Linked DNA regions of Homo sapiens: region 1 is linked to region 2. A link is an interaction called in ENCODE POLR2A ChIA-PET data of the cell type or tissue named here. Cell type or tissue: IMR-90. All regions are shown on one strand. Links, peaks and the distances in the headings refer to the core of each region. The heading gives the core; the rest is flanking DNA. Region 1 overlaps UBE2D2 (ubiquitin conjugating enzyme E2 D2). Region 2 has its middle 16 kb from the start of UBE2D2.

What was found. Peaks named below come from ENCODE experiments on the same cell type or tissue, not always from the same donor. Only the 100,000 strongest peaks of a DNase experiment are listed, where the experiment ranks them.
Region 1: POLR2A ChIA-PET joins it to region 2 with 12 read pairs; 11 of 35 experiments call an interaction of 5 or more read pairs at or near these places.

Annotation. Positions count from the first base shown.
Region 1 is chr5:139,594,135-139,610,506 of GRCh38, forward strand. It overlaps UBE2D2 (ubiquitin conjugating enzyme E2 D2), which reads left to right. Exons shown (of 7, transcript NM_003339.3): 2 at 6,238-6,301. Among named protein-coding and RNA genes, the nearest start is that of UBE2D2, 41 kb to the left of the region's middle. RefSeq lists enhancers at 8,977-9,477, 9,478-9,978. In IMR-90, for the core only: no CTCF peak of the experiment used is centred there; a DNase peak (open chromatin) is centred at 6,667; H3K27ac peaks cover 866 bases.
Region 2 is chr5:139,536,991-139,553,362 of GRCh38, forward strand. It overlaps a transcript of UBE2D2 not described here. Among named protein-coding and RNA genes, the nearest start is that of UBE2D2, 16 kb to the right of the region's middle. RefSeq lists silencers at 3,442-3,638, 6,477-6,566 and enhancers at 6,042-6,603, 12,052-12,553. In IMR-90, for the core only: no CTCF peak of the experiment used is centred there; no DNase peak of the experiment used is centred there.

The DNA of each region.
Region 1 (16,372 bases), core at 2,886-10,885, 57 kb after region 2:
TCCCATGCTATTTTTATTTTGTTTCATAATTGTTATGATTGGGGAAGGAGGGTGGTTTAAAAATAGCTTGTAAAGAAGCGTTAATTTTTACCAACTAATAGCTTAAGTTGCCTACTCAAGGATATAGTGAAAGGGAAATCTGCACATCCCTTGAAGGATGCCTTCCCCTCAAGGAATTTAGAGGGTTTCTTTTTGCTATAGTGTTGTGATATATATATATGTCTTAGGCTTTCAAAGTTTCAGTGTTCTACTTTAATTATCTGTTTTTTTTCTTTTTTTCCTTAAAAAATTTTGTTTTTTTGAGACACAGTCTCTATTGCCCAGGCTGGAGTGCAGTGGCATGATCTCTGCTCACTGTGGCCTCTGCCTCACGGGTTCTAGCGATTCTCCTGCCTCAGCCTCCTGGGTAGCTGGAATTAGAGGCACACACCACCACACCCGACTAATTTTTGTATTTTTAGTACAGTCCAGGTTTCACCATGTTGGCCAGGCTGGTCTTGAACTGCTGACCTCAGGTGATCCACCCACCTCGACCTCCCAAAGTGCTGGGATTACAGGTGTGAGCCACCGCACCCGGTCAATAATCTTTTTATAAATTGAGAATGTTCTACTTTAACTGTCAAAGTTCCTTACCCCATCACTTTTTTCTAAACATAATTATATATACATTCCTGCCTCAGTATCCATGAAAGGTTGGTCCCAGGTCCTTCCATGGATACCAAAATCTACAGATGCTCAAGTCCCTGATATAAAATGGCATAGTATTTGCGTATAACCTGTACACATCTTCCTGTATACTTTAAGTCATCTCTAGATTACTTATAAAACCTAATACAGTGTAAGTGCTCTGTAAATAGTTGTTATGCTGTGGTGTTTAGGGAATAATGACCAAAGAAGTCTGCACATGTTCAGTACAGACATCATTTTTTCCCCAGTGTATTTGACCCACAATTGGTGGAACTCATAGACACAGAGGGCTGGCTGTACTTTATTTCCCTATTGTTCTTTCTCATAAAATAGAAAGTTGAAATTAATGTATACGTTTAAAGCCAACTGTTAAAACACAGCCTTATATATTTGGGTATTATTTTTTTCTGCCCACATGTTCCGACTAGATCGATGCCTTTATTAAATTTTAAGATTCAACTTCAGTTTTCATCATGATGTAGAGATATCAGTTTTATAGATTGTATGTTTATTTGCCATAATTGGGTTTTCACTATTTAGATTACACCCCAAATGACAGTTTTTTTTTTTCCTTGAGTCGGAGTCTCGCTCTTGTTACCCAAGCTGGAGTGCAGTAGCACGATGTTGTCTCACTACAACCTCTGCCTCCTGGGTTCAAGCGATTCTCCTGCCTCAGGCTCCTGAGTAGCTGGGATTATAGGAGCCCCCACCACGCCTGGCTAATTTTTGTACTTTTAGTAAAGATGGGGTTTCGCCATGTTGGCCAGGCTGGTCTCGAACTCCTGACCTCAGGTGAGCCACTGTGCCCAGCCATGATGACAATTTTTAACAGCTATTTTAATCCACACTTACAGTCAGGATAATTCTTGCACAGACCCAGTTGGTTAAAAAAAGAAAAAGAAAATTTTAAAGGGTAATTTATTTTTCAAATGGGCAATATACACACTTTTATAAAATTCAAAATGTGTAAAAGCAATATATATAGTTCTCATTCTCACCCCTAAGCTTTCCTTCCTAAAGGCAATTATTTATTAACTAGTTTCTTGTGGGTTTTTTTTTTGTTTTTTGTTGTTTTTTTTTTTTTTTTTTTGAGACAGAGTCTCACTCTATCACCCAGGCTGGAGTGCAGCGGTGAGATCTGGGCTCACTGCAACCTCCGCCTCCCTCGTTCAGGCAATTCTCCTGCCTCAGCCTCCCGAGTAGCTGGGACTACAGGCGCGCGCCACCATGCCCGGCTAATTTTTGTATTTTTAGTAGAGATGGGGTTTCAGCATGTTGGCCAGGCTGGTCTCGAACTCCTGACCTCATGATCCGCCCACCTCAGCCTCCCAAAGTGCTGGGATTACAGGTATGAGCCCCTGTGCCTGGCGTTTCTTGTGTATTCTTGGGAGATATTTTATGCACATGTAAAGATGGATAGTTACGTGCTTTTTCTTTTTTAAAAAAGATCTGTTTCTGAATCTGAATGTCCTGTGTGTGTGTATGTGTGTGTGACAGAGTCTCGCTCTGTCACCCAGGCTGGAGTGCAGTGTCACAATCTCAGCTCACTGCAACCTCCGCCTCCTGGGTTCAAGCGATTCTCCTGCCTCAGCCTCCCCGGTAAATGGGATTACAGGTGTGCGCCACCACACCCAGCTAATTTTTGTATTTTTTTTAGAGATGGGGTTTCACCATGTTGGTCATGCTGGTCTCGAAGTCCTGACCTTGTGATCCACCCGCCTTGGCCTCCCAAAGTGCTGGGATTACAGGTGTGAGCTACCGTGCCCAGCCCAAATGTACTTTTAAGAATAAAAAACTGGCCAGGCACTGTGGCTCACACCTGTAATTCCAGCACTTTGGGAGGCTGAGGCGGAAGGATCGCTTGAGTCTAGGCATTAGACACCAGCCTGGGAAACATAGTGAGACCTTGTCTCTGCATTAAAATAATAATAATAATAATAATAGGCCAGGTGCGGTGGCTCACTCCTGTAATCCCAGCACTTTGGGAGGCCGAGGTGGGCAGATCACGAGGTCAGGAGATCGAGACCATCCTGCTAACACGGTGAAACCCCATCTCTTCTAAAAATACAAAAAAAATTAGCCCGGCGTGGTGGTGGGCACCTGTAGTCCCAGCTGCTCAGGAGGCTGAGGCAGGAGAATGGCGTGAACCCGGGAGGCGGAGCTTGCAGTGAGCCAAGATCGTGCCACTGCATCCAGCCTGAGCAACAGAGCAAGACTCCATCTAAAAAAAAAATTACATTAAAAAAAATAATAAACAACTTTGAGATAGGGTATTACAGTAACATTTAGTGTACAATTTGAGTTTTGACAAATATAGTTGTCCAATCTCTACCAAAATAATGATTTTGAACATTTCTATCACTCCTCAAATTTTCTTCATGTCTCTTTTATAGTTATTCCCCCCTCCAACTCCCTCCAGCCACTGGAACCATGGATCTGCTTTCTGTCACTATAGTTTTGCCTGTTCTAGAATGTCATATAAATGGAATCATACATCATGTAGCCTTATGTCTGGCTTCTTTCACTTAGCAGTATGCTTTTGAGATTCAGCTGTATCAGTGCCATCAGCCAAGGAAGTGTTGAATGAGTGTGTTAAATGTCTATTAGCCTAAGTTTGGCTTAGGGTTTTAAAATTATATTGGCTCCTGAAATGGACTGATGGATCTTGTATTCTGCTTAGATAAATCTTAGCTCTTGAGTTAAAAACCTTGATGTTATTCAGCATGGAAAAAAGTAACTCAGTTTGAAAGGGGCAAAAGATTAAAGCGAAATCAAAAGTAAAATTCCACTTAATGAACATGGCAGGACTTCAGAATTGTTCAATTGTTAAATTGTTAAATTCAAGTTATATTTTAATTAACAACCTGTTGCTATAGCAATGTCTTAAATAAAGCCAGGTGTTCTTAGTTATACCAACCTGTGCTGTCAGTAATATTTGAGAATGGGAACTATACAGTAGGCTATTACTTTTTTTCTTGAGATGGGCAGAAAATCTCTATTTTAGAGACATAAAATCTAAAATTTGAGATATTTGAGTAAGTTAATCGTTATCTCAATCCAGAGCCTTCTTTTTATTCAAACTTTATTTCTTTTTTTTTGAGACGAAGTCTCGCTCTGTCGCCCAGGCTGGAGTGCAGTGGCGTGATCTTGGCTCACTGCCAGCTCCACCTCCCGGGTTCACACCATTCTTCTGCCTCAGCCTCCCGAGTAGCTGGGACTACAGGCACCCGCCACCATGCCTGGCTAATTTTTTATATTTTTAGTAGAGATGGGGTTTCACCATGTTAGCCAGGATGGTCTCGATCTCCTGACCTCGTGATCTGCCTGCCTCAGCCTCGTGCTGGGATTACAGGCATGAGTCACTGTGCCTGGCCCTTTTTCAAACTTTATTTCTGTACTTTATGCTTTGTGTACTCCAAGCTTACAGACAGGATGAAACGACATAAGAGTCTAAATGGTTTTGGATTTAAAAAATCTTAGACTTTACTGTTTTTACTCTTGTAGTTTTAAAGTATAATCAAAACTAGTTCTTCTTGAGAACTTTCTTTTTGTCTCAAAAACCAAGCTGAGGGGAAATGGAATATAGTATGATTTCCTGCCTTGTGATTTTTCAGGCATCCTCACCCAATAACAAGTCTCAAGTTTCTGGGCTTTTATGTTTAAAAAGCTGAGAAGCTGGTAACTGGTTGTAAAGCATTATTCCAGGTAGACCAATCTCTGACTACAAAGCCTTTTTTTTTTTTTTTTTTTTTTTTTTGAGATGGAGTCTCCCTCTGTCACCCAGGCTGGAGTGCAGTGGCATGATCTCGGCTCACTGCAACCTCCCTTTCCTGGGTTCAAGCATTACTTCTGCCTGAGCCTCTCAAGTAGCTGGGATTACAGGCGTGTGCCACCACTCCCAGCTAATTTTGTGTTTTTTTAGTACAGATGGGGTCTTGCTATGTTGGCCAGGCTGGTTTCAAGCTCCTGGCCTCAAGTGATTGGCGCCACCTTGGCCTCCCAAAGTGTTGGGATTACAGGTGTGAGCCATCGCTCCTGGGAACTACAAAGCTCTATGGTGGCTTTTATTACTTCAGTCAGCCTTTTAAAATATATTCCTTTTTTTTTTTTTTTTTTTTTTTTTTGAGACAAAGTCTCGTTCTGTTGTCCCAGGCTGGAGTGTAGTGGCATGATCTTGGCTCACTGCAACCTCTGCCTCCTGGGTTCAAGCAATACTCCTGCTGTAGCCTCCCGAGTAGCTGGGACTATAGACATGCACCCACTACGCTCGGCTAATTTTTGTATTTTTAGTAGAAATGGGGTTTTACCATGTTCACCAGGCTAGGCTGGTCTCGAACTCCTGACGTCAGGTGATCCTCCCACCTCGGCCCCACAAAGTGCTGGGATTACAAGCATGAGCCACTGTGCCCAGCCTAAAATATATTCCTTCAAAGTTTTTTCTACTTTTAGAACCCTGGTAGTGGACTTCCACTGAAAGCATATCAACTTGTCAGATGGTCCAGTATAATTTTGGAACATTTATGACTTTAGGAGCTTGTCCCAAGTGTAACCTAATAGTTTTGAGGTACAAAAATTGGCCTTAAATTTTTTTTTTGAAAAATAATAAATGAAATGTTTACATTAAAACAATTTTGGCCAGGCGCGGTGGCTCACGCCTGTAATCCCAGCACTTTGGGAGGCCAAGGTGGGCGGATCACCAGGTCAGGAGATTGAGATCATCCTGGCTAACACGGTGAAACCCTGTCTCTACTAAAAATACAAAAAGTTAGCCGGGCGTTTGGGTCGGGCACCTGTAGTCCCAGCTACTCGGGAGGCTGAGGCAGGAGAATGGCGTGAACCCTGGAGGCGGAGCTTGCAGTCAGCTGAGATTGCGCCACTGCACTCCAGCCTGGGCGACAGAGCAAGACTCCGTCTCAAAAAACAAACAACAAACAAACAAAAAAAACAGTATTTTTGGCTCTTTAATACATAATACATGTTTTTTGTTTGTTTGTTTTTTTGAAATGGAGTCTCGCTCTATCACCCAGGCTGGAGTGCAGTGGTGCAATCTTGGCTTACTGCAACCTCCGCCTCCCTGGTTCAAGGGATTCTCCTGCCTCAGCCTCCTGAGTAGCTGGTATGACAGGCATGTATCACCATGCCCAGCTAATTTTTTCTATCTTCAGTAGAGACAGGCTTGTTGGCCAGGCTGGTCTCGAACTCCTGACCTCAAGTGATCTGCCCGCCTCAGCCTCCCAAAGTGCTGGGATTACAGGTGTGAGCCATCACGCCCGGCCCATAATACATGACACATGTTTTACCTTCCTGATTGTATTTATTTGCTAAGCTCTGAACAAAGCAAAAATGACCCACTTTAAAAAAATACACATTGCCTTGAAGAATCCAAAATACCTTAAAGATTCACCAATCTACTCATCTCTTACTCTGAAGGAATGCTCTTAAGAGAGTTTCACCAGCAGGACAGAGAATATTGGTAACAATATAAACTTTAGTAATGGATAAAAGGTACATTTATGTTGAATATATTTCTTTTCTTTCTTTTTTCTGTAGGAATTGAATGATCTGGCACGGGACCCTCCAGCACAGTGTTCAGCAGGTCCTGTTGGAGATGATAGTAAGTATTTAAAAGGAATAATGGAGTAATAGCATAACAGTGGTTATTTTGTGTGAAGAAACAATTATGGTATAGGGAAGAGGCAGTGTTTAACCCTTAGTGGCCCATGAAGGGAGCAACTCTATGTTCATCCCATTATCATCTGTGTTGTTCATTACATTTTGAATCTTCTGCCAGGTATTGGCTATGTAGTTGTTCTAGTCCTCTCCTACCTTACCTTCATCCCTTCTGGGTATTTTCCTGGAGTGAAATATTTAAGCTTTTACCTACAACTAGCTATTATTCTTGAGTAAGATAATACTAAGGATGATAGTATGTGTGTCTGTGTCTGACTTTCTACTGACTCATACTTGCGAAATCAGGTCTTTATTTATTTTTTTCTTGAGACAGGGTCTCGCTCTGTCAAGCCCGGGCTGGAGTGCAGTGGCGTGATCTCAGCTCACTGCAGCCTCTGCTTCCTGGGTTCAAGTGATTCTCGTGCCTCAGCCTCTCGAGTATCTGGGATTACAGGTGCATGCCACCACGCCTGATTAATTTTTGTATTTTTAGTAGATTCGTGGTTTCGCCATGTTGGCCAGGCTGGTCTCAAACTCCTGGCCTCAGGTGATCCGCCCGCTTTGGCCTCCCAAAGTGCTGGGATTATAGGCATGAACCACCACACCTGGCCAAAAGCAGGTCTTTATTTTTAATGTCCAATTTATCTGCTTAATTTTGTCTAAAAAGATGATCTTAATGCATACATTAGATGATAATTTCCTCTTTGTTCCACTTCATTTCAACATAATTTTTTCCCATATAGTGTCTTTTAACTTTTTTTAAAGAGGGGATATTTGAATGAGACTATGCTATGTGATGTAAAACTAATTCACAAAAAACTGTAACATTTGGTTGGGTGTGATGGCTCATGTCCCTAATCCCAGCACTTTAGGAGACCGAGGCAGGTGAATCAATTGAGCCCAGGAGTTCAAGACCAGCTTGGTCAACATGGTGAAGCCCTGTCTCTACAAAAAACACACAAAAAAATTAGCCGGGTATGTTGGTGCATGCTGGTAGTCCGAGCTACTTGGAAGGCTAAGGTGGGAGGTTTGCTTTAGCCTGAGCCTGGGTAGCAGAGTTTACAGTGAGCCAGGACCATGCCACTGCACTCCAGCTTGGGCGACAGAGTGAGACGCTGTCTCAAAAAATAAAAACAGGACGGGGCGTCATGGCTCATGCCTCTAATCCCAGCACTTTGAAAGGCCGAGGCGGGCGGATCACGAGGTCAGAGTTTGAGACCATCCTGGCCAAGATGGTGAAACCCCGCCTCTACTAAAAATAGAAAAAAATTTAGCCAGGCATGGTGACAGGCGCCTGTAATCCCACCTACTTGGGAGGTTGAGGCAGACAACTGCTTGAATCCAGGAGGCAGAGGTTGCAGTGAGCTGAGATTGTGCCACTGCACTCCAGCCTGCGTGACAGAGTGAGACTTACTCTCAAAAAAAAAAAAAAGAAAAAAAAATTTGTAACATTTAACAAATATTTTAAAGTATGCATACTTACAAACACTTGTGTAAATATGTAGATTCAGACCAAAATGAGTACATGGTTAAATTAGCTTATGTTTAATATTTTTTTGTTTGTTTGTTTTGTTTTTTAAGATGGAGTCTCACTCTGTTGCCCGTGCTGGAGTGCAGTGGCGTGACCTCGGCTCACTGCAAGCTCCGCCTCCTGGGTTCATGCCATTCTCCTGCCTCAGCCTTCCAAGTAGCTTGGATTACAGGCACCTGCCACCACACCTGGCTAGTTTTTGTATTTTTAGTAGAGACGGGGTTTCGCCATGTTGGCGAGGCTGGTCTTGAATTCCTGACCTTAGGTGATCCACCTGCCTTGGCCTCCCAAAGTTCTGGAATTACAGGCGTGAGCTACTGCGCCTGGCCTCAAATTGTTTTTTCCTGATTTTTCTTAATAATGTTGTGTCTGGGCCCAGCCCAGTGGCTCACACCTGTAATCTCAGTGCTTTGGGAGGCTGAGGCAGGCAGATCACTTGAGCCCAGGAGTGCGAGACCAGCCTGGGCAACATGGTGAAACCCTCTCTCTACAAAAAAATACAAAAATTAGCCTGGCCTGGTGGTGCATGCCTGTAGCCCCAGCTACTCAGGAGTTTAAGGTGGGAGGATCGCTTGAGTCCAGGCAGTTGAGGCTGTAGTGAGCCAAGGTTGCACAACTGCACTCCAGCCTGGGCAACGGGAGCGAGACTCTCTCAAAACAAAAACAACAACAACAACAACAAAAAACGGAAAAAAAGAATGTGTCTGGTCTGCTAAATCCTGAAGAATCAAAGCAAGGCCCTTTCACAAGGATTACTTTACAAATAGATAAATATTATAAATTATGAGTCTAAGTACATGTCATGAAAAAACTCATTTACATTATTATATTCTGACTTACCTAGCGTGAGTAACTATAGTATTTGGTACCAAACAAGGCAGGCTAAGTACTTAAACTATACAAAATAATTTAGTAAGTGCTGTTACACACGTTGTCTCATTTAAGCCTTACAACAACTCATTTAGGTGAGTGGAGTAGAAATTTTAAATTGTTTTAGAAAAAAGTCCCATGAGAATCTCATGGAGATTCTCCATGTGAACTCACTCTCAGGTTTTCTGATTCTAGTTTGTCCTTCCACTGTATCATATGGGCCACATACATCAGTGTACTCTTTCTATTCAGTTGGAAAAGTGCTTTTAGGTAAATTCCTCCAAGTTAAGAATGGCTGAAAATCTTTAATTAAAAGTGGTTGGAGTCAGGGGATTTGATTTCAATTTTGAAGTTTTCTTTAGCATGCTAAAGTAATTTGTCTTTGCTTTGCTTCTGCCATAGTTAGCACTATACATTTCTTTCTCAGGTTGAAAAATTGTTCCCTTTGGAGAGTTAAATAAAACTCTCCCACAGCCGAGTGCGATGGTTCACGTCTGTAATCCTAGCACTTTGGGAGGCCAGGAGTTCAAGACCAGCCTGGCCAACATGGTGAAACCCTGTCTCTACTAAAAATACAAAAATTAGCTGGGCGCGGTGGCGCCTGCCTATAATCCCAGCTACCTAGGAGGCTGAGGCAGGAGAATCGTTGGAACTGGGAGGCGGAGGTTGTGGTGAGCCGAGATCCCGCCACTACACTCCAGCCTGGGTGACAGAGTGAGACTCTGTCTCCGAAAAAAAAAAAAAAAAAAAAAAAGGCTGGGTGTGGTGTCTCACGTCTGTACGCCTGTAATGCCAGCACTTTGGGAGGCCGAGGCAGGTGGATTACCTGAGGCCAGGAATTCAATCAAGACCAGTCTGGCCTTGAACTCTGGTGAAACCCCGTCTACTAAAAATAAAAATACAAGAAATTAGCCAGGTGTGGTGGTGGGAGCTGTAATCCCATCTATTTGGGAGGCTGAGGCAGGAGAATCGCTTGAACCCGGGAGGCAGAGGCTGCAGTGAGCCGAGATCACGCCATTGCACTCCAGCCTGGGCAACAAGACTGAAACTCCGTCTCAAAAAAACAAACAAACTCTCCCAAAGCTAATCAGTAAGAGAAAAAAATAGATATTATTAGACTTCATCAAAATTAAATATATACAGGCTGCAAATGATGCCATCACGAAAGTGATAAAACATATAGAATGGAAGAAATTGTTGCAAGTCATATATCTCATAAGGGACATATATCCAGTATATTTTTAAAACTTTTTTTTTTTTTTTTTGAGACGGAATCTCGCTTTTGTCACCCAGGCTGGAGTGCAGTGGTGCGGTCTTGGCTCACTATAACCTTCGCCTCGTGGGTTCAAGCAGTTCTCCTGCCTCAGCCTCCCGAGTAGCTGATTATAGGCACGTGCCCCGCCGCCCAGCTAATTTTCGTATTTTTGGTAGAGATGGGTTTCACCATGTTGGCCAGGCTGGTCTTGAACTCCTGACCTCAAGTGATCCGCCCACCTCTACCTCCCAAAGCGCTGGAATTACAGGCATGAGCCACCCCACCCAGCTGTTTAAAAACTCCTATAACTCAGTATAAAAATAAATAACCAATTAAAAAATAGTCAAAGGATCCGAGTAGACATTTCTCCAGATAAGATGGCTAGTAAGCACACGAAAAGATGCTCAACATCATTTGTCATTAGGGAAATACAAATCAAAACTACAGTGAAGAAGAGCCAGGCACAGTGGCTCATGCCTGTAATCCCAGCTACTGGGGAGACTGAGACTGGAGGATCACTTGAGGCCAGGAGTTTTATGCCAGCCTGGGCAACAAAGCAAGACCCCATCTTTAAAACTAAAAATTAGCTGGGAGTGGTGGCTCATGGCTGTAGTCCCACCTACTCACAAGGCTGAGGCAGGAGGAACACCTGAGCCCAGAAGTTTGAGGCTGCAGTGAGCTATGATTTGGCCACTATACTCTAGCTTGGATGACAGGTTGAGACCCAGTCTCTAAAAAAAAAAAAAAAACAAGTATTGATCAGATCTTTCTGATGAACCCCACATAAGAGTACATCAAGTATGATTGGATAGCTAAATGTCCTTTTGTCATTTTATTTTTGTTATAAGGAGTCAGAATTTAATCTTAGAAGAAGGAAGAGAGAAACTGTTGGCCTTTTGAAACTTTTGAGCTCCTTTTGACTATCCTGGTACCCAAATCCCTCAGTACCACATGTTATTGATATTTAGTGTAAAAATAAAGTGGAGACTTGTGCTTTATTTTAAAACATCCAGATTTTAATGTTGATATTTAGTATAAAAATAAAGTAGAGATCTGTGCTTTATTTTAAAACATCCAGATTTTAATGTACTAGTAAATTTTTTTTCACTTTCCTGCAAAGATCTGGTAAGCAGGAAGAAATGTACATCCTGAAAGAAGTAAGCAGCCGGGCCCGGTGGCTCACGCCTGTAATCCCAACACTTTGGGAGGCCGAGGCGGGCGGATCACGAGGTCAGGAGATTGAGACCATCCTGGCTAACATGGTGAAACCCCGTCTCTACTAAAAATACAAAAAATTAGCCGGGCTTGGTGGCAGGTGCCTGTAGTCCCAGCTATTCAGGAGGCTGAGGCAGGAGAATGGCGTGAACCCGGGAGGTGGAGCTTGCAGTGAGCCAAGATCACGCCACTGCACTCCAGCCTGTGTGACAGAGCAAGACTCTGTCTCAAAAAAAAAAAAAAAAAAAAAAAGAAAAGAAAGAAACAAATAAGCTGAAGATTTAATGGCCATATATCTGTTTCCTTCTCTCTTCCCTCCCTTCCTTTCCCCCTCCTCCTCCCCTCCCTCTCTCCCTCCCTTCTCCCTCGTCTTCCTCTCCTCTGGTCTTCTTTAAAGGCAGGGGCTCACTCTGTTGCCCAGGCTAGAGTGCAGTGGCGCGATTGCAGCTCACTGAAGCCTCAAACTCCTGGGCTCAAGGGATCCTCCCACCTCAGCCTCCTGAGTAGCTGGGACTATGGGTACATGCCCCTACACCCCTGGCTAATTTAAAAAAAAAAATTGTAGCAATAGGGTCTCACCATGTTTCCTACGCTGGTCTTGAAATCCTGGGCTCAAGTGATCCTCCTGCCTCTGCCTCCCAAAGCCCTGTGATTGCAGCTGCGAGCTACCGCACCCAGCTTTCTTTTCTTTTGAACAGTTGGTAAATGTGACTCTCTTGAGATCTGTGCATTCAAGTGTAGGTCTCTGGGGATTCAGTCTCATACTATCAAATATTCTCACTGTCCCCTGCTGTTTTGTTTGTTTGTTTGTTTTTTTGAGATGGAGTCTCACTCTGTTGCCCGGGCTGGAGTGCAGTGGCGCAATCTCGGCTCACTGAAACCTCTGCGTCCCAGGTTCAAGCAATTCTCCTGTCTCCGCCTCCCAAGTAGCTGGGATTACAGGCATGCACCACCACGACCGACTAATTTTTTGTATTTTTAGTAGAGACTGGGTTTCACCATGTTGGCCAGGCTGGTCTCGAACTCCTGACCTCAGGTGATCCACCCACCTCGGCCTCCCAAACTGCTGGGATTACAGGCTTGAGCCACTGCGCCCGGCCTGTCCCTTTTAACCTCAAGGCTTCATCCAGAATACTAAAGAGTAATCATTCATCTGTGAACTTCACATTTAAACTCTCATAAAACAGATTATGTAACTTTCAGTTTGTGTAATTTGGTTTGATAGTATTAAACCAACATAGTGCTGGGAACTTATTTTTGTTTTTTACTATCAAAACTTTTTATTTTGGTCAATTTTGATCAATCCTAAGATGGATCATTAAATGAAAGATTTTTGAAACAGATGTTTATGTAAAATGTAGCAATATTTTATGCTTATGGTCCAGTATTTCATTCAGTAACTATTTTGGGGGTCCTTTTTACTTGAACCTCTAGTAATTCTTGAGCTATTTCTCTTTTCTTGAGACAGAGTCTCACATCGTCGCCCCCCTGGAGTGTAGTGGCATGATCTTGGCTCACTGCAACCTCTGCCTCCCGGGTTCAAGCAGTTCTCCTGCCTCAGCCTCCCAAGTAGCTGGGATTACGGGTGCCTGCCACCACGCCCAGCTAATTTTTTGTATTTTTAGTAGAGACGGTATTTCACCATGTTGGCCAGGCTGGTCTTGAACTCCTGACCTCGTGATTGGTCTGCCCCGGCCTCCCAAAGTGCTGGGATTACAGGCGTGAGCCACCACGCCTAGCCTACTTGAGCTATTTCTAAAAACATTGTAATGTGAGGCAGGTTTGGTATTCTGTCACTAGCTTCTCTGATTTATACTTCTGCCTATAAGAGCTAAGAGTCTAGAAAGGCTTCCAGAGAGTAACCTAAATCAGTGGTTTTAGTAGGTATCTTTATATTCAACCAGTGTGACAAAATTCTCAATTAAGATTTAAATGGTAGGTCTTTAAATGCTTTAATTACATTCATGTGAATGGGTTTTAGTTTCTCTTTCTCTGCCTTTTTTTGGTACTGTAGATTCTAGATCATTTTATGAGAGCCATAAAGATTATTTGTCTTGGTTGCTGCATTAGTAATTTTCTTCTTCCTTTTCCTTCTGCTATTTTAAAGACTTAGCCCTGTGTATGTGTTTTTGCTCATTTTTTTGATGATGGAATTTGACCTTAATAACAGTGAAGACAAATTAACATAGTGTTATTAGAATGTGAATAGGTTTTTATTCAGAGTTTAATGCCAATGGATTACATATGTTTAGTCCTGTTGGAATGTTAAACAGATATGATCTACTAAATTAAATAGATATGGATTACAGATGAGATCATCTATGATGTTGAGTTAAAAGTTCACAATAATGTAAGAATGTTCGGCATGGTACAGTGGCTCATGCCTGTAATCCCAGCACTTTGGTAGGCCAATGCAGAAGGATCGCTTGAGGCCAAGAGTTTGAGACCAGCTTGGGCAACATAGCAAGACCCGATCTCTACAAAAATAAAAATTAAAAAAATGAGCAGGACATGGTGACACTTGCCTGTAGTCCCAGCTACTCAGTTGGCTGACGTGGGAGGATTGCTTGAGCCCAGGAGTTTGAGGCTGCAGTGAGCCAAAGTTGTGCCACTGTACTCCAGTCTGGGCAGTAGAGTGAGACTCTGTCTCTTGGGAAAAAAAAAAAAAAACTTAAATATACAATATGCTAGAGTATCTCTAACTTTTTGTAGCGTGGGTATGAAAGATTGCAATATTAGTTGAAAATATTTATTTTTTTCCCCATCTTCTATCAAGAAGGGTATTCTGGCCCGGCGTGGTAGCTCACGGCTGTAATCCTAGCACTTTGGGAGACCAAGGTGGGCGGATTGCCTGAGCTCAGGAGTTTGAGACCAGTCTGGGCAACGTGACAAAACCCCATCTCTACTAAAAATACAAAAAATTAGCCGGGTGAGGTGTTGCACACCTGTAATCCCAGCTACTTGGGAAGCTGAAGCAGGAGAATTGCTTGAACCTGGGAGGCAGAGGTTACAGTGAGCTCAGATTGTGCCATTGCACTCCAGCCTTGACAAAGTGAGACTGTCTCAAAAAAAGAAAGAAAAAAAAGAAGGGTATTCTGGGTATTCTGGCTGGGCACTGCTGGTGGCTCATGCCTATATTCCCAGCAGTTTGGGGGGTCAAGGCAGGCAGATCGCTTGAGCCCAGGAGTTTGAGACCAGCCTGGGCAACATGGGAAGACCCCGTCTCTATTTTAAAAAAAAAAGAAGAAGAAGGGTATTCTTTCCATAATTATAAACATTGGCAGCTTGTTGGCATTTCTGCTTCAACCCTGTTGGGGATTCTGCGTTGTCCAATTGTTAGTAGATTTTGATCCCACAGCCTATTTGTGCTTTGTTTGTGTTAGTAGGAAGAACAGGGAATCACAAAAAAGGAAATATTTAGCTAAAAATTTCTGATTTAAGGCCGGGCCTGGTGGCTTATGCCTGTAATCTCAGCACTTTGGGAGGCCAGGGTGGGTGGATCACCTGAAGTCAGGAGTTCGAGACCAGCCTAACCAACATGGTGAAACCCAGTCTCCACTAAAAATACAGCAAAATTAGTCAGGTGTGGTGGCACACACCTGTAATCCCAGCTACTCAGGGAGCTGAGGCAGGAGAATTGCCTGAACCTGGGAGGCGGAGGTTGCAGTGAGCAAAGATCGCACCACTGCACTCCAGCCCAGGCGACAGAGCGAGACTCCATCTCAAAAAAAAAAAAATTCTGATTTAAATTTTTCTAATAACTTCTTAAGTCTGGTAGTAGTATTAGCAGGAAAAGAAAAAGATTGATCCTGAAAAGACTAGTGAAGATCTTGAATTAGTACCTAAATGGTTAATGGAAAATTTAATTTTTTTAATTGTCTCAATATTTTTATATTTTGTCTGGGTGTGGTGACCCACACCTATAATCCCAGCACTTTGGGAGGCTGAGGTGGGTGAACTGCTTGAGCCCAGGAGTTCAAGACCATCCTGGACAACATAGTGAGACCCCATCTCTTTTTTTTTTTGAGATGGAGTTTCGCTCTTGTTGCCCAGGCTGGAGTGCAATGGCACGATCTTGGCTCACCACAACCTCTGCCTCCCAGGTTCAAGCGATTCTTCTGCCTCAGCCTCCCGAGTAGCTGGGATTACAGGCAATGCGCCACCATGCTTGGCTAATTTTGTATTTTTAGTAGAGATGGGGTTTCTCCGTGTTAGTCAGGCTGGTCTTGAACTCCCAACCTCAGGTGATCCGCTCGCCTCGGCCTCCCAAAGTGCTGGGATTACAGGTGTGAGCCATCACACCTGGCTGCGCATCTCTATTTAAAAAAAAAAAAAAATTAATATTTTATTAAGTGCTTTCTTTCTTTTTTTCTTTTTTAAGTTGTTTTCTTTCTTTCTTTCTTTTTTTGTTTTTTTGTTTTTTTTTTGAGATGGAGTCTCGCACTGTTGCCCAGGCTGGAGTGCAGTGGCACGATCTCAGCTCACTGCAACCTCCGCCTCCTGGGTTCAAGCGATTCTCCTTCCTCAGCCTCCCGAGTAGCTGGGATTACAGGCACCTGCCACTACGCCCAGCTAATTTTTTGTATTTTCAGTAGAGACAGGGTGTCACCATGTTGGCCAGGCTGGTCTTGAACTCCTGGCCTCATGATTCATCTGCCTCAGACTACCAAAGTGCTGGGATTACAGGTGTGAGCCGCTGCGCCTGGCCTTAAGTGCTTTCTTAAAAAATAGTTTAGTGTATTTTAATAGCAAACTCAAAGGAACAGTACAGAGACAGACAACATTAAAAACATACTTGCATGTAGGGCAACTCAGAAAAATAGAGTGAATGAATGAAGAGTCTACCATACGATAAAAACGCTACAAACACCATTTAGTTGCCATCAATAAAAATTTACGGCCGGGCACAGTGGCTCACGCCTGTAATCCCAGCACTTTGGGAGGTCGAAGTGGGCGGATCATAAGGTCAGGAGTTTGAGACCAGCCTGTCCAACATAGTGAAACCCCGTCTCTACTAAAAATACAAAAATTAGCCTGGTGTGGTGGTGTGTGCCTGTAATCCCAGCTACTCAGGAGGCTGAGGCAGGAGAATTGCTGAACCCGGGAGCCAGAGGTTGCAGTGAGCTGAGATCATGCCATTGCAC
Region 2 (16,372 bases), core at 3,241-11,240:
AACATGGTGAAACCCCGTTTCTACTAAAAATACAAAAAGAAAATTAGCCGGGCATGGTGGCGGATGCCTGTAGTCCCAGCTACTCGGGAGGCTGAGGCAGGAGAATGGCATGAACCCGGGAGGCGGTGCTTGCAGTGAGCTGAGATCATGCCACTGCACTCCAGCCTGGGAGACAGAGCGAGACTCTGTCTCACAAAAAAAAAAAAAACAACAAAAAGTAATATACCCTTAATATGCTCAAATATCTAGTCATTGTTCAAATTTCCAATTGTCTTATAAACTTCATTTTTAATAGTTTTTTGAAGCGGAATGTAAACAGGGTTCATACATTGTGATTGATTGTTATGCTTCTTAAATATCATTTTTAACAGCTTTATTGAGATAAAATTCACATACCATGCAATCCACTCATTTAAAAAGTACGATTCAATCGATTTTAGTATATTCACAGAGTTGTTTGTCCATTGCCACAATCACTTTTATTAATTTTGCTTTGTTTTGTTTTGAGACAGTCTCGCTCTGTCACCCCGGCTGGAGTGCAGTGGTTCTCACCATGTCTCACCATGTTGGCTAGGCTGGTCTCAAACTCCTGACCTCAGGTGATCCACCCACCTTGGCTTCCCAAAGTGCTGGGATTATAGGCATGAGCCACCATGCTCGGCCTGGAAGAATTTTATTAAGAGAAATTTTCTGGCCAGGCGTGGTAGCTCACGCCTGTAATCCCAGCACTTTGGGAGGCCAAGGTGGGCGGATCACGAGGTCAGGAGATTGAGACCATCCTGGCTAACACGGTGAGACCCCTTCTCTACTAAAAATACAAAAAATTAGCTGGGCGTGTTGGTGGGCACCTGTAGTGCCAGCTACTGGGGAGGCTAAGGCAGGAGAATGATGTGAACCCGGGAGGCGGAGCTTGCAGTGAGCTGAGATCGTGCCACTGCACTCCATCCTGGGCAACAGAGCGAGACTCCGTCTCAAAAAAAAAAAAAAGAGAAACCTTCCCTATTTTGTTAACCTATGGCATGATACAGTTTTTTTGTTTGTTTGTTTGTTTGTTTTGTGGAGATAGAGTCTCACTCTTTCACCTTGGGCTGGAGTGCAATGGCAGGATCTTGGCTCACTGCAACCCCGCCTCCTGGGTTCAAGCAAGCATATGTGGCTAATTTTTGTATTTTTAGTGGAGATGGGGTTTTGCCATGTTGGCTAGGCTGGTCTCAAACCCCTGACCTCAAATCATCAGCCTGCCTCAGCCTCCCAAAGTGCTGGGATTGTAGGGGTGAGCCACCATACCTGGCATGGCATGACATAGTCTTGACAAATAAAAGTACTTTATAGAACACTCAAGTTCATAGCAGCATTACTCACAATAGCCAAAAGGTAGAAGTAACCCAAGTGTCCATCAGCAGATGAAGGGATAAACACAATAAATATCCATATAATTCAGACTTAAAAAGGAAAGAAATTCTACACATGCTACAACATAGATGAACCTAGAAGACATCATGCTAAGTAAAATAAGCCAGTATTCCAAAAGACAAATACTGAGGGATTCTACCAATGTGGGTAGAATCCCTTGGTAAAATATATATATATAAAACAGAGTCTGGTCACAGTGGCCCACGCCTGTAATCCCAGCACTTTGGGAGGCCGAGGCGGGCAGATCACCTGAGGTCAGGAGTTCAAGACCAGCCTGACCAACATGGAAAAACCCTGTCTCTACTAAAAATACAAAGGAATTAGCCGGGCATGGTGGCGCATGCCTGTAATCCCAGCTACTCCAGAGGCTGACGCAGGAGAATCATTTGAACCCAGGAGGCGGAGGTTGCGGTGAGCGATCATGCCATTGCACTCTAGCCAGGGCAACAAGAGCAAAATCCATCTAAAAAAAAAAAAAAAGCATTTTCATTATATGTATATTACTACAATAAAAAAATGTTTAAGTACATTGCAGAATGAAATACTAGTTGGCAACAAAAGGGACGAATGTTGACGCACACAATTTAGATGGATCTCAAGGGAATTACGTGACTGAGAAAAGTCAATCTCTTTTTTTTTGAGATGGCGTCTCGCTCTGTCGCCCAGGCTGGAGTGCAGTGGTGCGATCTCAGCTCACTGCAACCTCCACCTCCCGGGTTCAAGTAATTCTCCTGCCTCAGCCTCCTGAGTAGCTGGGATTACAGGCGCCCACCACCACGACCAGCTAATTTTTGTATTTTTAGTAGAGACGGGGTTTCAACATGTTGGTCAGGCTGGTCTCGAAACCCTGACCTCATGATCCACTTGCCTCGGCCTCCCAAAGTGCTAGGATTACAGGCATGAGCCACCGCACCTGGCCAGAAAAGTCAATCTCAAAAGGTCACATACTATATGATTCCATTTATATAACATTCTCAAAATGACAAAATTATAGACAGAAAATACATTAGTAATTGCCAGGGCTTAGGGAGATAGGGGTGTATGTGTGTGATTCTAAAGAGATGACATGAGGGAGATCTTTGTGGTGATAGAATAGTTCTGTATCTTGATTATGGTGATGGTTACGGGAATCTGTACATATGATAAAATGGTATAAAACTATATACACACATTGTACCAACATCAATTTCCTAATTTATTTTTTTTTAGACGGGATCACCGTCTGTCACCCAGGCGGGAGTGCAGTGGCTCGATCTCGGCTGACTGCAACCTCTGCCTCCCGGGTTCAAGCGATTCTCCTGCCTCAGCCTCCCAAGTAGCTGGAACTACAAGTGCCCGCCACCATGCCTGGCTAATTTTTGTATTTTTAGTAGATATCGTGTTGGGTTTCGCCATGTTGGCCAGGCTGGTCTCAAACTCCTGACCTCAAGTGATCCACCTGCCTCAGCTTCCCAAAGTGCTGGGATTACAGGTGTGAGCCACTGTGCCCGGACAATATCCTTGTTTTGACATTGTACTATGTATATATTTTCTGAGACGGAGTTTCTTTCTTGTTGCCCAGGCTGGAGTGCAATAGCACAATCTCGGCTCACTGCAACCTCCGCCTCCTGGGTTCAAGCGATTCTCCTGCCTCAGCCTCCCGAGTAGCTGGGATTACAGGCATGCACCACTACGCCTGGCTAATTTTGTATTTTTAGTAGAGATGGTGTTTCACCATGTTGGCCAGGCTGGTCGCAAACTCCCAACCTCAGGTGATCAGCCTGCTTCGACCTCCCAAAGTGCTGGGATTACAGCCATGAGCCACCACGCCGGGCTATACTATAATTATATAAGATGTAACCATTGGGGGAAAATGGATGAAGGGAACACTGGAACTCTCTGTACTATTTTTGCTAGTTCCAGTGAATCTATAAATATTTTTAAAAATAACATTTAAATAGTACATCGACATAACCTTCTATGTGACATAAACCCATCTTTGTTTAAAAAAAAGTTAGCTGGGTGTTGTGGCGGGCGCCTGTAGTCTCAGCTACTCGGGAGGCTGAGGCAGGAGAATGGCGTGAACCCGGGAGGTGGAGCTTGCAGTGAGCCAAGATTGTGCCACTGCACTCCAGCCTAGGCGACAGAGCAAGACTCCATCTCAAAAAAAAAAAAAAAAAGAATAATAGCTATCTAATTATCTGTTATTATCCCAGTATACCTTAGAGGAAACCAATGTGCAGGTTTGATTGTTAGCCTGTATTCTTAACCACTATGACATACAGTGTCTATATTTGTGTATACAATATTTACATTAAAAAGTTTGGGTCAGGCACGGTGGTTCATGCCTGTAATGCCAGCACTTTGGGAGGCCAAGGTGGGCGGATCACCTGAGGTCAGGAGTTCGAGAGCAGCCTGCCCAACATGGCAAAACCCTATCTCTACTAAAAATACAAAAAAAATTTGCTGGGCATGGTGGCAGGCACCTGTAGTCCCAGCTACTCGGGAGGCTGAGGCAGGAGAATTGCTTGAACCTGGAGGTGGAGGTTGCAGTGAGCCGAGATCGTGCCACTGCACTCCAGCCTGGGCGACAAGAGCAAAACTCAGTCTCAAAAAAAAAAAAGTCTGGATGCAGCTGGGCACGGTAGCTCATCCCTGTAATCCCAACCCTTTGGGAGGCTAAGGCGGGTGGATTGTTTGAGGTCATGAGTTCGAGAGCAGCCTGGCCAACATGGTGAAACACTGTCTCTACTAAAAATACAAAAATTAGCTGGGCGTGGTAGCATGTGCCTGTAATCCTAGCTACTTGGGAGGCTGAGGCAGGAGAATCACTTGAACCTGAGAGATGGAGGTTGCAGTGAACTGAGATCTGGCCATTGTACTCCAGCCTGGGCCACAAAGTGAGACTCTGTTTCGAAGAAAAAAAAAAAGCGGGGGGACCGGGCATGGTGGCTCACGCTTATAATCCCAGCACTTTGGGAGGCCGAGGTGGGCGGATCACAAGTTCAGGAGTTCGAGACCAGCCTGGCCAACACAGTGAAACCTCGTCTCTACTAAGAATACAAAAATTAGCCAGGCATGGTGGTGGGCGCCTGTAATCCCAGCTACTCAGGAGGCTGAGGCAGGAGAATTGCTTGAATCCAGGAGGCAGAGGTTGCAGTGAGCCAAGATCGGGCCACTGCACTCCAGCCTGGGCCACAGAGCTAGACTCCATTTCAAAAAAAAAAAAAAAAAAAAAAGGTACACATAGGGCTCAATGCTGGCACCTGTAGTCAGAACTACTCAGTAGCTGAGGTGGGAGGATCATTTGACTCCAGGAGTTGGAGTTTAGCCTGAGCAACATAACTAGAACAACCCTACAAAAAAAAAATAATAAAAATAAAAAGTCTCCGGGCTCAGTGGCTCACACCTGTAATCCCAGCATTTTGGGAGGCTGAGGATGGCGGATCACTGGAGTTCAGGAGTTGGAGACTGGCCTGGCCAACATGGTGAAACCCTGTCTCTACTAAAAATACAAAAATTAGCCGGGTATGGTGGCACACAACTGTAATCCCAGCACTTTGGGAGGCTGAGGTGGGCAGATCGCCTGAGGTCAGGAGTTCAAGACCAGCCTGGCCAACATGGCAAAAACCCATCTCTACTAAGTATACAAAAAGTAGCCGGGCATGGTGGCGTGCACCTGTAATCCCAGCTACTCAGGAGGCTGAGGCAGGAGAATTGCTTGAACCTGGGAGGCGGAGGTTGCAGTGAGCTGAGATGGTGTCACTGCATTCCACCCTGGGCGACAGAGCGAGACTCCATCTCAACAACAACAACAAAAAGTGTGAATTCACGAGTACCATTTGTTAGTGATAGTTATTCCTGGGAAGGTAGAGTGGTAGAGAAACAGGCTTACAGGCATGAGCCACCACACTCAGCCTGGAAGAATTCTATTAAGAGAAACTCCCTAACCTACTATTTTGTTAACCTATGGCATGATACAGTTTGTTTTGTTTTGTTTTGTGGAGATAGAGTCTCACTCTTTCACCTTGGGCTGGAGTGCAGTGGCAGGATCTCGGCTCACTGCAACCCCGCCTCCTGGGTTCAAGCAAGCATATGTGGCTAATTTTTGTATTTTTAGTGGAGATGGGGTTTTGCCGTGTTGGCTAGGCTGGTCTCAAACCCCTGACCTCAAATCATCAGCCTGCCTCAGCCTCCCAAAGTGCTGGGATTACAGGGGTCAGCCACCACGCCTGGCATGGCATGACATAGTTTTGACAAATAAAAGTTCTTTATAGAACACTCAGGTTCATAGCAGCATTACTCACAATAGCCAAAAGGTAGAAGTAACCCAAGTGTCCATCAGCAGATGAAGGGATAAACATAATAAATATCCATATAATTCAGACTTAAAAAGGAAATAAATTCTACACATGCTACAACATAGATGAACCTAGAAGACATCATGCTAAGTAAAATAAGCCAACTGTATGGGTTTGTTTCTGTGTTGTTTTAATAGTTTACACAAACATATGTAACTTTTTATTTGTTCATTGAGACGGAGTCGCTCTGTCGTCCAGGATGGAGTGCAGTGGCCTGATCTCAGCTCACTGCAACCTCTGCCTCCCAGGTTCAAGCGATTCTCCTGCCTCAGCCTCCTGAGAAGCTGGGACTACAGGCGCGCGCCACCATGCCTGGCTAATTTTTGTATTTTTAGTAGAGACGAGGTTTCACCATGTTGGTCAGGCTGGTCTCGAACTCCTGACCTCGTGATTCGTCTGCCTCAGCCTCCCAAAGTGCTAGGATTACAGGCGTGAGCCACCGTGCCTGGCATATGTTACTTTTTAAATTAAACAAAAATATTAAAGAAATTTTCATGGGGCTGGGGGAAGAAGGTAAACTTTGTGTGACACCCCTCCTTTATGAACTAATGGAGAACATATACCCTACATTAGTTACATTATTCTGGAAGATGAACGCTTGGCACAGTGAGCTGCCAAACTGTTAGGGTGTCCTCCTTTCCCCGCTCCACTTTATATCCATCTCTTTGGCCATTCTGCCTTCCGTGGGCCCAGCTTCCCTCTATACCCACGTAGATCCTGGATTGCACGTCAGTAGGCGGGCTGCAGAGGAAGGGCGCTGTTCTGGTTGGTCCTGGCCTTACCCCGCCGGAGGGCGCCAGCTGCCCCGGCGACGACACGGGGGACCGGACGGAGCCTCGGGCCGCCAGGGAGGGGCCTGGCTGCAGAGGCAGCTTTCTCACTAGCGACTCGGGCCTCTCAAAACCAGCCTTTAGGCATTTAAAAAGTGATACGGTTCACGCCGGTCTTCGCCACCAGATCCCAATTCTTTCCTGAGAGCAGTGCTGAAGTGACAATAGGCCCATAGCATTAAATGTCGTCTGCTTCCTTCTTCAAAGAAGACCGACTTCAACCAAAAGTTCAATTTCCTTAATGTAAATTAGAGGGAAATCAGCAATCACACTATCTGGAGTAGGCACAATTTGCATGAAGCCTTTGACAGGTGTTCACTTCATTTTCTTTTCCCACAGAGAGCCATTGAAGGCAGCAGGAATGTCAATGGAGTGATTTAGGGAACCCCACAGAAGACAAAGGATTTTTTTCTATTTCTTTGTTGTTGATAACAAAAGCAAAATATGCTTATTTAAACTGTAAATAATGTGACAGAGTATAAAGCAAAAAGTGAAAGAATCTTCCTTCACTTTCTCATGCAATTGCACAGGGATAACTAAGTAACTGCTGTTAAAAATGTGTTACTCATCTGTCTAGATCTTTTTTCTTTCTTTCTTTTTTTTTTTTTTTAATAGAGATGAGGTCTTGAGACGTTACCCAGGCTGGTCTGGAACTCATGCAGTCCTCCCACCTCAGCCTCACAAAGTGCTGAGATTACAGGTGTGAGCCACTGCAATTTTTTTTTTTTTTTTAGACAGAGTTTTGCTCTTGTCGCACAGGCTGGAGTGCAATGGCGCGATCTCGGATCACCGCAACCTCCACCTCCCAGGTTCAAGCGATTTTCCTGCCTCAGCCTCCCGAAGTAGCTGGGATTACAGGCGTCCACCACAATGCTCAGCTAATTTTTTTGTACTTTTAGTTGAGACAGGGTTTCACCATGTTGGCCAGGCTGGCCTTGAACTCTTGACCTCAGGTGATCTACCCACCTCAGCCTCCCAAGTGCTGGTATTACAGGCGTGAGCCACTGCGCCCTGCCAAGCTACTGCATTCTAACCACACACACACACACACACACACACCCCAAAATTTTATGAAGATTAAAGAAAACCTTTTATTGAGGTATAACTTACAATAAATAGTGCACATTTAAGTGTGCAGCTCCTTTAATTTTTTACATATGAATACATCATTGAGACTTTCTGTAACCCACTTTATACTGTAGTTTGCTTTTTTTTTTCTTTTTTTAGACAGTCTTGCTCTTTTGCCAGGCTGGAGTGCAGTGGCGCGATCTCGGCTCACTGCAACCTCTGCCTCCCAGGTTCAAGCGATTCTCCTGCCTCAGCCTCCCAAGTAGCTGGGACTACAGGTGTGCATCACCACGCCCGGCTAATTTTTTTTTGTACTTTTAGTAGAGATGGGGTTTCACCATGGTGGCCAGGATGGTCTCGATCTTTTGACCTCGTGATCCACCCGCCTCGGCCTTCCAAAGTGCTGGGATTTCAGGCGTGAGCCACTGCACCTGGCCTGCTTTCTTAACTCAACAATGCTGTGGTAGTTCTTCCATAGGGACATACAGATCTAACTCGATCTAACTCACGCTTTTTATGGTGGAATAGTATTCCATAGTATTAATTATGGTAATCTAATTAACTTTTCCCAATTGATGGATAGATTGTCTTCAATTTTATTATTTTTAGATATGATAGGGATCTCTATGTTGCACAGGCCGGACTTGAATTCCTGGACTCAAGGTATCCTCCTGCCTCGGCCTCTAGAGTAGCTGAGACTATAAGCATATGCCACTGCTCTCAGCTTTGTCTTCTATTTTTTTTTTTTTACTATTGCGTGTTACCAGATTTTAAATTTTCTTTTTTTTTTTTAATTTTTTTTTGTGGTGGAGTCTCGCTCTGTTGCCCAGGCTGGAGCACAATGGCATGATCTAGGCTCACTGCAACTTCCGCCTCCCGGGTTCAAGTAGTTCTCTGCCTCAGCCTCCCGAGTAGCTGGGATTATAGGCACCACCCACCATGCCCAGCTAATTTTTGTATTTTTAGTAGAGACAGAGTTTCACCATCTTGGCCAGGCTGGTCTTGAACTCCTGACCTCCTGATCCACTCGCCTCGACCTCCCAAAGGTCTGGGATTACTGGCGTGAAACACTGAGCCCAGCCTACATTTTTTTTTTTTTGGAAACAGAGTCTTGCTCTGTCGCCCAGGCTGCAGTACAGTGGTGTGATCTCTGCTCACTGTAACCTCCATCTCCCAGGTTCAAGTGACTATTCTGCCTCAGCCCCCTGTGTAGCTGGGATTACAGGCATGTACCACCATGCCCAGCTAATTTTTGTATTTTTTTAAGTAGAGATGGGGTTTCACCATGTTGGCCAGGCTGGTCTCGAACTCCTGACCTCAAGTGATCCACCCGCCTCAGCCTCCCAAAGTGCTGGGATTACAGGCATGAGTCACCGTGCCTGGCCTTAAATTCTATTTCTTTCTTTTTATTTTTTTCTTTTGAGACAGTTCTGCTCTTGTGACCCAGGCTGGAGTGCAATGGCGTGATCTTGGCTCACTGCAACCTCCTTTTCCTGGCTTCAAGCGATTCTCCTGCCTCAACCTCCCAAGTAGCTGGGATTACAGCTGCCCACCACCATGCCCGTCTAATTTTTGTATTTGTAGTAGAGACGAGGATTCACCATGTTGGCCAGGCTGGTCTTGAACTCCTGACCTCATGATCCGCCCTCCTTGGCTTCCCAAAGTGCTGGGATTACAGGCATGAGCCACTGAGCCTGGCTGCCTGGCTAATTTTTGCATTTTCAGTAGAGACAGAGTTTCACCATATTGGCCAGGCTGGTCTTGAACTCCTGACCTCATGAACCACTTGCCTCGGCCTCCCAAAGTGCTGGGATTACTGGCGTGAGCCGACTGTGCCTGGCCTAAATTTTCTTTTGTTTGAAACAGAGTCTTGCTCTGTCACCCAGCCTGGAGTACAGTGGTGAGATCTCAGCTCACTGTAACCGCCACTTCCCAGGTTCATGTGATTATTCTCCCTCAGCCCCATGTGTAGCTGGGATTACAGGCATGCACCACCACGCCCAGCTAATTTTTGTATTTTTTAAAGTAGAGATGGAGTTTCACCATGTTTGCCAGACTGGTCTCGAAATCTTGACCTCAAGTGATCCACCTGCCTTAGCCTCCCAAAGTGCTGGAATTACAGGCGTGAGCCACCGTGCCTGGCCTTAAATTTTCTTTCTTTCTTTCTTCTTTCTTTCTTCCTTCCTTCCTTCCTTCCTTCCTTCCTTCCTTCCTTCCTTCCTTCCTTCCTTTCTTTCCTTCTTTCTTTCTTTTCTTTCTTTCTTTTTTTTTGACAGAGTTTTGCTCTTGTGACCCAGGCTGGAGTGCAATGGCGTCATCTTGGCTCACTGCAACCTCCTTCTCCCGGCTTCAAGAGATTCTCCTGCCGGCCGGGCAAGGTGGCTCACGCCTGTAATCCCAGCATTTTGGGAGGCTGATACGGGCGGATCACGAGGTCAGGAGATCAAGACCATCCTGGCTAACACGGTGAAATCCCGTCTCTACTAAAAATACAAAAAAATTAGACAGGCGTAGTGGCGGGCGCCTGTAGTCCCAGCTACACGGGAGGCTGAGGCAGGAGAATGGCGTGAACCTGGGAGGCGGAGCTTGCAGTGAGCTGAGATCGCACCACTGCACTCCAGCCTGGGTGACAGAGCGAGACTCCGTCTCAAAAAAAAAGTGGCTCACACAGCAAAGGATGTGGCCAAGTCATGTATCTATCATGAGTCAGGGGGTAATTTGTAAAGACAAGAACAGAAAATGCCATGTATTTTTAGTAGAGACGCGGTTTCACCATATTGGCCAGGATGGTCTCAATCTCTTGACCTCGTGATCCACCCAGCTCAACCTCCCAAAGTGCTGGGATTACATGCGTGGGCCACCATGCCTGGCTTTTTTTTTTGTTCTTGAGATGGAGTCTTGCCTGTCACCCAGGCTGGAGTGCAGTGACATGATCTCGGCTCACTGCAACCACCACCTCCTGGGTTCAAGCAGTTCTCTACCTCAGCCTTCCGAGTAGCTAGAAGCTGGAATTACAGGTGCCTGCCACCACACCCGGCTAATTTTATTTTATTTATTTTTTTATTTTTTTTGAGACGGAGTCTCGCTCTGTTGCCCAGGCTGGAGTGCAATGGTGTGATCTTGGCTCACTGCAACCTCTGCCTCTCAGGTTCAAGTGATTCTCCTGCCTCAGCCTCCTGAGTAGCTGGGATTACAGGCGCCTGCCACCACGCCCAGCTAATTTTTGTATTTTTAGTAAAGACAGTGTTTCACCATGCTGGCCAGGCTGGTCTCGAACTCCCCACCTCAGGTGATCTGCCAGCCTCAGCCTCCCAAAGCGTTGGGATTACAGGCGTGAGCCACCGAGCCTGGCCAAAGTTTCATTATAAATTTAATGGCTGGGTGTGGTGGCTCACGCCTGTAATCCTAGCACTTTAGGAGGCTGAAGCAGGCGGATGGTTTGAGCCCAGGAGATCAAGGTTGCAGTGAGCTACAATTGCACCACTGCATTCCAGCCTGGGCGACAGAGCGAGACTCCGTCTCAAAAAAAAAAAAAAAAAAAATAAAAAAAAAAAATAAATAAATAAATAAATAAACGTTCCCTTCAAATAATACCTCCAAAAATGACAGATTTTGTAGGCAACTCATATATGCACGGCCTCTCATTCAAGTGTTCCTCGTTTTCCCACCTCCTCTATAAGATATAGAGGAAGGTTGGGGGACTGTCTGTGGATTGAACCGCCAGACTGTTTTCCAGACAGAAATCCCCCAAGATTGCTACACGGAGTGTGGGCTGAGCCTGCAGGAAACGATCCATCCTCTGCTGATGCACTGTCATCCCAGCCACAAGATCACAGGAAAAGGAGTGGTTGAGGCCTCTGGGAACCCAAAACCCCAGCTTCACAAGGACTGAGCTTGTAGATTTCCCTCATGGGCAAAAGGTTGGCTAGGAGCAGTCTTTTATAATCCCTCTTTTCTCACAAAAATCATCATCATCATCATTATCGTCATTATCAATATTTATCGAGCATTTCCTTCACACCACGAACTTTATACACACCACTTGTTATTTAACCTCACAATCTATGAATATGCTAACATTATCTCCATTTTACTAATGAGAAAAACCAGGTTTCAAGAAGTCAAGTAACTTGTCCAAACTTCACAGTATGGCCTAATAAATAGCAGAGTAGGGCTTGAACCCACTGACTTCAAAGCCCTGGTTCTTTTTTTTTTCTTTTTTTTTTAGATGGAGTCTCACTCTTTTGCCCAGGCTGGAGTGCAGTGGTGCGATCTCAGCTCACTGCAACCTCCGTCTCCCGGGTTCAAGCGATTCTCCTGCCTCAGCCTCCTGAGTAGCTGGGATTACAGGCGCGTGCCACCATGCCCAGCTAATTTTTTGTATTTTTAGTAGAGACGGGGTTTTGCCATGTTGGTCAGGCAGGTTTCGAACTCCTGACATCATGATCTGCCTGCCTCTGCCTCCCAAAGTGCTAGGTTACAGGTGTGAGCCACTGTGCCCGGTCTTAAAAGCCCTGGTTCTAAACCACTGAGAGGTGACAACGTGCTAGCAGCCCTCACTCATTCTGGGCGCCTCCTCGGCCTCGGCGTCCACTCTGGCTGCGCTTGAGGAGCCCTTCAGCCCGCCGCTGCACTGCGGGAGCCCCTCTCTGGGCTAGCTGAGGCCGGAGCCAGCTCCCTCTGCTTGCGGGGAGGTGTGGAGGGAGAGGCCCAGGCAGGAACTGGGGCTGCGCGCATGGCACTCGAGGGCCAGCGCGAGTTCCGGGTGCGCGGGGTCTTGGCGGCCCCGCACTCCGAGCGGCCGGCTGGCGCCGTGGGCCCAGGAAGTGAGGGGCTTAGCACCCTGGCCAGCCGCTGTGGAGGGTGCACTGGGTCCCCCAGCACTGCAGGCCCACCTGCTCTGCGCTCAAATTCTTGCCGGGCCTCAGCACCTGCCCGCAGGGCAGGGCTAGGGATCTGCAGCCCGCCATGCCTGAACACCCTCCCCCTACACCGTGAGCTCGCGGGGCTGGAGACTCCCCGACGGGGCGCCACCCCCTGCTCCGCGGCGCCCCATCCCATCGACCGCCCAAGGGCTGAGGAGTGCAGCTGCGCAGAGCGGGACTAGCGGGCAACTCCGCCCCGGCCCAGCACAGGATCCACTAGGCGAAGCCAGCTGGGCTCCTGAGTTGGGTGGGGACTTGGAGAACTTTTATGTCTAGCTGGAGGAGTGTACATGCGCCAATCAGCACTCTGTGTCTAGCTCAGGGTTCATGGATGCAGCAATCAGCACTCTATCTAGCTAATCTGGTGGGGACTTGGAGAAACTTTATGTCTAGCTAAAGGATTGTAAATACACCAATTAGCACTCTGTGTCTAGCTCAAGGTTTGTAAACACACTAATCAGCACCCTGTGTCTAGCTCAAGGTTTGTAAATGCACCAATCAGTGCTCTGTGTCTAATCTAGTGGGGACTTGGAGAACCTTTATGTCTAGCTAAAGGATTGTAAATACACCAATCAGCATTCTGTGTCTAGCTCAAGGTTTGTAAACACACCAGTCAGCAGTCTGTGTCTAGCTCAAGGTTTGTAAACGCATCAATCAGCACCCTGTGTCTAGCTCAAGGTTTGTAAATGCACCAATCAGTGCTCTGTGTCTAGTTAATCTAGTGGGGACTTGGAGAACTTTTACCTCAGGCTGGAGGATTGTAAATACAGCAATCAACACTCTGCGTCTAGCTCAGGGATTGTAAATGCACCAATCAGCACCCTGTCAAAACAGACCAATCAGCTGTCTGTAAAATGGACCAATCAGCGCTCTGTAAAATGGACCAATCAGCTCTCTGCAAATGGGCCAATCAGCAGGATGTGGGTGGGGTCAGAAAAGGGAATAAAAGCAGGCTGCCTGCGCTAGTAGTGGCAACTGGCTCAGGTTCTCTTCCACGCTCACGCTATGGGAGTTTTGTTTTTTTGATCTTTGAGATAACTTGCTGCTGCTCATTCTTTGGGTACACACTGAGTTTATGAGCTGTAACACTCTTCGTGAAGCTCTGCAGCCTCAATCCTGAGGCCACCGAGACCATGAACCCATGGGAGGAATGAGTAACTCCAGACGCGCTGCCTTAAGAGGTGTAATACTCACTGTGAAAGTCTGCAGCTTCACTCCTGAAGCCAGTGAGACCACAAATCCACCAGAAGGAAGAAACTCCAAACACGTCTGAACATCAGAAAGAACAAACTCCGGACATACCATCTTTAAGAACTGTAGCACTCATCATGAGAGTCTGGGGCTTCATTCTTCAAGTCAGTGAGACCAAGAACCCACCAATTCCAGATACACCACAGTATCATTGTACTACACGGCTCTCAGCACCACTGACCTTGGTATGGGAAAAAGCACAAGTGTGCATACCATCTTATTCTCCTTTTAGAATATTTCACCGGCGGGGGAGGGGGGAGGTCACACCTGTAATCCCAGCACTTTGGGAGATTGAGGCGGGTGGATTGTCTGAAGTCAGGAGTTCGAGACCAGCCTGGCCAATATAGTGAAACCCCATCTCTACTGAAATTACAAAAAATTAGCTGGATGTGGTGGTGGGTGCTTGTAATTCCAGCTACCCAGGAGGCTAAGGCAGGTCTTGAATTGCTTCAACCCATGAGGCAGAGGTTGCAGTGAGCTAAGATCGTGCCATTGCACTCCAGCCTGGGCAACAAGAGTGAAACTCCATCTCAAAGAAAAAAAAAGAATATTTCTCCAGGAGAACTCCACACTTGCACAATATCTTCTCCAAGGACAGAAGAGGGACAATATTTGTCCTTCCTACTGGATTTTGAAACCCTTTGCACTGAGTGTAGACTGTAGTTCTGTGACATACCATGAAGAGTGTGTGTGTGTTTTAAGGGAGCTACTGTCTTACCCAAAACCTGTGAATATAAAGTGTTTTTTCATGAATTGCTCATTATTCAGCCAGTCGTTAATGAATTCATTCAACAAGTGTCTCTGAGATGCTAGACACTGGGGATTAAAAGAGGAACAACAGAGACAAGATCTCTGCCCTCCAGAAACTGACAGTCTATTGAATGAGACAGTTGTCTAACAATCACAATCAAGTGTGATCAATCTCTGGTGACAGGACTCTAACCTAGAGGCATGTGCCTAATCTGGGGTGACTGGTTAGGGAAAACTTCCAAAAAAGTTGTGACTTTTAGGCTAAAACCAGACTGCTAATAAACATAAAGTGTTACAGGAAGTAAGTGGCAAAGCTACTGTCATTTTTTTACTTAGCAATTTCAATGAAGTGGGGCATGGATATGGTGCCAGATCCCAACAATAGAATAAATGCTGGTAAGCAGAACACATCCCAAATCTAATTACTTTAATGAGAGAGAACAACAGTACAAAAGGAATGTAAAATCAAGTATAATTCCTTGGATAAACCACTGTTCCCACTTTTGGCCATGAAAAAATGAGTTACTACAAACTGACAAAGCTTACCTTTCCAAATAAATAGATTAGCCTCTAATAGATAAGCTCTAATAGCTAACTTTTTTTTTTTTTTTTTGAGACGGAGTCTCACTCTGTTGCCCAGACTGGAGTATAGTGGCGTTATCTGGGCTCACTGCAGCCTCCCCTTCCTGGGTTCAAGCAATTGTCCTGCCTCAGTCTCCCGCGCAGCTGGGATTACAGGTGTGCACCACCACGCCTGGCTAACTTTTTTTTGGTATTTTTAGTAGAGACGGGGTTTTGCCATGTTGGCCAGGCTGGTCTCGAACTCCTGACCTCAGGTGATCCACCTGCCTCGGCCTCCCAAAGTGTTGGGATTACATGCATGAACCACCGTGCCCAGCCTCTAATAGCTAACTTCTTTTTTTGTTTCTTTTTTCTTTTTTCTTTTTTTTTTTTTTTTGAGATGGAGTTTTGCTCTTGTTGTCCAGGCTGGAGTGCAATGGCGAGATCTCGGCTCACGGCAACCTCCGCCTCCTGGGATCAAGTGATTCTCCTGCCTCAGCCTCCCGAGTAGCTGTGATTATAGGCATGTGCCACCACGCTTGGCTAATTTTTTTTTTTTTTTTTTTTTTTTGAGACAGAGTTTCTCTCTTGTTGCCCAGGCTGGAATGCAATGGCACGATCTTGGCTCACCGCAACCTCCACCTCCCAAGTTCAAGCGATTCTCCTTCCTCAGCCTCCCAAGTAGCTGGGAATACAGGCATGCGCTACCATGCCCAGCTAATTTTGTATTTTTAGTAGAGACGGGGTTTCTCCATGTTAGTCATGCTGGTCTCGAACTCCCGATCTCAGGTGATCCACCTGCCTTGGCCTCCCAAAGTGCTGGGACTACAGGCATGAGCCACCGCACCCGGCCTCTAATTTTGTATTTTTAGTAGAGACCGGGTTTCTCCATGTTGGTCAGGCTGGTCCAGAACTCCTGACCTCAGGTGATCCGCCCGCCTTGGCCTTCTGAAGTGCTGGGATTACAGGCATAAGCCACCGCTCCTGGCCTCTACTAGCTGACATCTAATAGTGGTATCATCTTACAGAGTCTAGAATGTTTTGAGACAATCTTACATTTAAAAACTATACCTTACGAAATACCAGAAAAAGGGATCATACTGATGCAGCTAGGAAATCAATAACAGGTTATTCAATACTGCTTCATCAGCCATTCTCATAAAACACGATGAGCTCCCCTATAGGGTTGCTGAGATCCGGAAATAGGGAGTTCCCAAACTGCTTGGGCTGTACT